Linked DNA regions of Homo sapiens: region 2 is linked to region 1. The links are chromatin contacts, found by Hi-C or POLR2A ChIA-PET in ENCODE. All regions are on one chromosome and are shown on one strand. Each heading gives the region's core, a stretch centred on a gene start or an enhancer-like site at or near the end of the contact. The rest is flanking DNA. Distances are from core to core; before and after follow the strand shown.

What was found. A loop is a pair of places that touch in the nucleus more often than their neighbours do. ChIA-PET counts read pairs that join two places held with the same protein, here RNA polymerase II (POLR2A).
Region 2: a loop to region 1 is called in a map of Caco-2, with 7 times the contacts of the local background. The contact joins the promoter of LINC00365 here to the enhancer-like site in region 1. A Hi-C loop is called at or near these places in 2 of 168 maps with a recorded cell type or tissue (Caco-2 and mesothelial cell of epicardium). POLR2A ChIA-PET finds 5 or more read pairs at or near these places in 3 of 52 experiments (Caco-2, activated CD4-positive, alpha-beta T cell and activated CD8-positive, alpha-beta T cell).

The regions. Positions count from the first base shown.
Region 1 is chr13:30,071,205-30,073,904 of GRCh38, reverse strand. No RefSeq gene overlaps it. Among named protein-coding and RNA genes, the nearest start is that of LINC00365, 36 kb to the left of the region's middle. Within about 2 kb of position 1,289, at least 5 of the 41 ENCODE cell types and tissues checked have a DNase peak (open chromatin) inside an H3K27ac peak, as active enhancers do.
Region 2 is chr13:30,107,470-30,110,217 of GRCh38, reverse strand. It overlaps LINC00365 (long intergenic non-protein coding RNA 365), which reads left to right and starts at 1,343. Exons shown (of 2, transcript NR_046998.1): 1 at 1,343-1,449.

The DNA.
Region 1 (2,700 bases), core at 40-2,539:
GCAAGCTCCACCTCCCAGGTTCATGCCATTCTCCTGCCTCAGCCTCCCAAGTAGCTGGGACTACAGGCACCCGCCACCGCGCCCAGCTAACTTTTTGTATTTTTAGTAGAGACAGGGTTTCACCCCGTTAGCCAGGATGGTCTTGATCTCCTGACCTCGTGATCCTCCCGCCTCAGCCTCCCAAAGTGCTGGGATTACAGGCGTGAGCCACCGCGCTCAGCCCAAGTGGATCTTATTTAAATTTAGAAGAATATTCTGAACTTTGAATGGAAAGACTTAGTTGCATTTTGAACGTCTCAAGCAACACAGTGTACTATACTTGTTTCTGAAGCTCTCGTTTAAAGAAACAAGGAAAAAGCATTGTGAAATAAAGGCATTTGCATAGTATCAAGCAGAAATAACTATGGTCAAGGGGAAAGCATCTTTTTAAAATCCCTATTTGTTGGTGGTAAATACTGCTTTGCAGATATATGAACAGAATCTCTTGAGGGAATTTCACTCAACATTACAAAACAGATTTACCAGGGATCTTGGATTAACCATGAAGGATTTAAAATTGAAGTCATGTATACATACATATTTTTTATATGTGCCTGAAAATAGGGGTCCCTAAGGAGGAGACTTCTCATTTCCTATGACACAGCAAATCAATAACAACACCTGTGTGTCTAAAGCGCTTTATGGTCTGCAAGGCATTTTCTTATACATTTTCCAGTTTGATTCTCACAATGATCCATGAGGGACAGGAAGCAGGTTTAATAATTCTAATGTTAGAGATGGGAACACTGACCTACACAGAATTTCTGGCTTGTTCAAGATCCCCATGGCTAGTAGCAGAGCCAGGTCTCTCTGTAGATCCATGGGCTCCAGAGCTGGGTCTGTGCTCACCACATTGCAACTAGCTCCACCAAAACTCATTGCCTATAACAACCAATGTGTCATATGTTCATAACACAAACATTAGTCAAACACACCCTGATCAATGTAGGTGTGGAAAGAGTATTTTTGAACCCCTAAACGTAATTCCCAATCCATTTTCAAAAGACTAGCCACGCCAGCAAAGGCAAGAATGCACAAAGTGCCATTGAAGATGATAAGACTGCCACCCGGCCCACTTCCACCTGGAGCTACACTGTGATTCATTTGGCCATGTCACAGTGCACATTCCTTTGTTTTCAGGAACTTAGAGATCTCTTAAGTAAGCACAGGGCGTGTTTGTTAAAGATGCTGATATGGTAAAAGAACAGTACACAAATCCGCGCCCTGGGAGGACGTCCCACAGGTGAGGACTTGCAAGGTCTCCAACTGGATTCCCTTCTTATAGAGCCAGCAGAATGGGCCTTGGAAAGTCACGTTACTGATACGGAGAAAGGACATGCCAGGCACTATTCCCTCCTCCCTGCCATAGTTGTTGTTTATGAAGGTTCTTCTGGGCACGTGACCTAGAGTAACCCCATGAAACTAGCACTGAAGCTTCCAGATGATGTGATAAGATTACAAATGCTGGCTGCTTCAGGCAAGGTTAGACAAATAGCCTTCTTAGATATACATGGTAAATACTGATAATTGTGTGTTCACGTATGTTTTATGTCATAGGCAGAGTTCATTCCTGCTGCAGAGTTGTCCTTGGCTAGAAAGATACCATTGGTCACTCTCTGTTATTGCTGCTGCTTTTCTCCTCCCATATCCACTGGGGTATCTAAAAACCTCTGGACTGTGGGTCAAGAGACTGGGTGGGAGACAGGTTCCAATGCTCATAGTCATGTGTTCATGGACAAGGCAGTTTCCATCTCCCAGCTCTGCTTCCTTAACAGTGAAGTGGAGACAGCCATGTTTATTCTTCCTACACAGGTAAGTGGGGCAAAGGTGGTAATGAGTGTGAAAGAGTGTTGACAATCCGAAGGAACTAATTTCTTTTCTGGAAATTGTTTTCATTTGATGTTTTTCAAATTGTAAACATATGACATATTAGTTGTTATAGGCAAAACAGTTCAAAGACATATAGAGAAAATTCTCACCATTATTAACTTCTAATCTTACCTTCCTGAGATATCCAAAGTCTACACACAACTGTTCACGATGCTCATACAAGCACATGCAGGCAAATATACACATAAACTGGGCTTTGGGTTTATTTCTTTTTACTGAAACAGGATCGTACTATTGTAGGAGTTATTAAGAAATTATTTTAGGCAGATAGAGAGGAAAAAGAGTCCTTGAAAAATTTTCGTTTTTAAAGCAGCTCTTAGAGCCAGGCTGGCAACCTTTGATATGCAAATGCAGGATATTAGAAACTGGGTCTACCCAAACATGGCGATTCCCCTGGCCTTCTTACCCTTGCCCCACATGTTCCTGGCATCAAGGCCACCCCCACATATCCCTACGTGTGTAGAACATCATGGCGCCCTGCATGCATATTAAAAGGCTAGGGTGGGAGGGCCAGCTTTTCCGCAGGCTACATGAATGACATGCCTGGTCAAACCAATCCCCTGAGCCCTGTACAAATCAGACACCGCCTCCTCCAGCCTCTATATATACCTGGCTGGTTTCCACTCTGCTTGGGGTTCTCTCTCTCGGCTTTGGAGCCCCCCTCCCTCTGTCTCTCTACGGGGGAGCTTCTTCCTTCTTTCTTGGCTATTAAATTCTCTGCTCCTTAAAACCACTCCACGTGTGTCCTTGTTGTTTCATCTAATTCAACGT
Region 2 (2,748 bases), core at 94-2,593, 36 kb before region 1:
GGTGCCATGAATGTCTGCTGAGTGTTGCTGTCACAGAGAGAGGGGAGTTGGTTGTGACTGCCCAGTCACCAGTGTTTTTGTGGGTTTCTGGCAGGGCTAGTGGGACCACTCTGCAAATGAAACTTCTGTTAATATTATCTCAGTGCTTTATTAACTAAATTCCTAAGATAAAGTCCAGAAAGACCCATGTTAGACAGAAATCAGCACCATGTTGCCTAGAATTCCCGAGAACAGCGAGTGTGCTCTCAGGACCGAACCACCTCGCACATGCCTTTGTGTAGCGTGAACACTTTTGAATGTGTTGAATGCTTTTGAATGAGTTACCGTTTCTTCACTCTTGGAACTTTCCATCTCTTTGCCACTTTTGTTTCCTGTTCACAGACCCTGTCTAATTCTCCCATGCCTTTCCAAAGTTTGGATTGTTAGCACTAGAATGATTATTTCTTGGTAAATTCTTTTATTCTTAATTTCTTAAATTCTTTTAACATAAATGCACATAAATTATGTTAGAGTTTATGCTCTTTTGTTTTACAATAGCGTTTTATTACAAAGGCACATTTGAGCTGAGATATAATCTGACCTCCTGGGCTTTTGTGTGTTTATCCCATTATTCACATTTTTTGTCCTTAGCTTTTTGTAGATTTTCGAGTGGGCCACCTCTCTTTGTCCTTATTGCATGTCAGCTTGTTTTTGACAAGTCATTTTTCTGATTTTAGAATGACTCTTTGACATCTCAGCCACTGTGCAAAGAAGGCAATGTCCCTTCTCCCCTCCTCCTTATGTTCCCTGCAAATTTAATGAGATGGTCTTCGATTTCCTTACTTCAGCTGCGGGTGGATGTATGAAGTGCCCCATGTCCAGGCCTGATCCCTTTGGGGGGACCCTCATGGAGCACCTCCCTGGAATAAACTGTGACTTTGACCTCCCCTTCTGGCCTCTTGGGCCACTAAGCTTTCCTCTGGGCTCCTTTCCCTTGCAGGCTAACCCCAGGGGCCTGTGACATCAGAACTCCATCCCCAGTGCTGTGCCAAGGTGAGTCTGCTTCTGCTGGGAGTTATTACGAGATGAAACCTGAGGGAGGAAGGCCAGGTATTTCCTGAACGTCATGGAACACGAGGCCCAGGTGATTCAGCGAGGTCAGAGTCTGCTGTGGTGGCGGTGGCGGCAGTTGGCAGAGGGGAGCCTGGAGGGAGGTGGGGAGTTAACGACTGCCTGCCTCCTCCCTGACCCCGCCTGCCTCTCAGCTCTAACATGCCTGTGATTTCATCATGCACACCTTTGTCAACAATCCATTTAGCAACCAAATTATACACCGGGTAATTATAGCTTCCAGCCTCATGTCAGGAGTCCCCTGCTCAACAGCGTGCTCCTGGTGATACTGCCACCCGTAACGGGTACTGGCTTTGCTAACATCCTGACGAGACGTCGGGGAGAGACGGGAAGTGGCAGGTGGGTTGCCCTGACTTATGTTAATTGTCTATGTCAGGCCTGCGGGTCTTGTTTTGACAGTCCCAAAATTATGTTTGGACTGCTGATTAGATCAATATGGGAAACTGGGCCAGAGGAGTTTCTCTGTGAGGAAAAAACAATCTGGGTAAGATCAGATCCTCAGGTGTGAAGGAGGGAGTCTCTTTTCACAGCCCCCTTGACCTTCCCGTCTCACTTGGAGCTGCCCCTCTCTGTCCCAGCTGCAAAAATGGACCCAGGAAACACGGTGGAGGGTAGGAGCTATGGGGTGGGCAGAGTCATAGCAGGGGACAGGGCTGCCTTGGAGGCCAGCCCATGCATTCACAAGGATGTATTCAAGGTTTAGTCTGAGCCCTCACTTTGTGGCTTTATAGATGATTGTTTTAATAGGGCGCAGTGAGGAGGGAGGGGCACAACCCCAGAGATGGCAGCAATGTGGGTGGCTGGGAGACGTGGCCACAGCTAAAGACAACCTGGGCATGGCTCTGAGTCAGCAAAGGGGGATATTTTTCTCAGATTTATTAAAAGTGGTAGCTGCTGGTGATGCTTGGGTTTATAACCTTACCATTTATTTATATCTGATGATTCCCCACTTCCTTTTTTAAAAAAAAAAAGTTAAGATCTTGTTCGGTTGCCCAGGCTGAAGTGCAGTGGTGCCGTCACGGCTCACTGGAGCCTTGAACTCCTAGGCTCAAGTGATCCTCCTGCCTCAGCCTCCTGAGTAACTGGGACTATGGGTGTACACCACCATGTCATGCTAATTTTTAAATGTTTTGTAGAGATGGGATCTCACTGTGTTGCCCACGCTGGTTTCAAACTCCTAGCCTCAAGCAATCCTCCTGCCTCAGCCTCCTGAAGCCCTGGGATTACAAGCATAAGCCACCGCCCCCGGCCAGATCACATGATTCTTTACATCTCTGCTGACAGATTTCATCACTGGTGCTGAGTGCAGGGAGTCCCGCAGCCACTTACACGTGTTGCATTGCCGGGCAATACAGGCCTGTGTGACTTGCTATTCTATGGCTGGGCTTCTGCCTGCAGATGCCTGGTTTCTCCACTGCCAAGGCTCATGGTCTGACACATCCAGGAAATTCAACAGTGAGGATGCAATGACAATGAGTCGTGCATGAGGGTTCCCGGGCCTCGCTCCCCTGCCCATCAGAGAAGGCTTGGCATCTCAGCTGACTCGCCCTCTGCTGCCCTGGGAAGGGGGCCGCCATGGTCAGAATGCCTCTCTGCTTACTTGGGCTATGGCTGGGGAGGAGTTCTTCAGGAAATCTT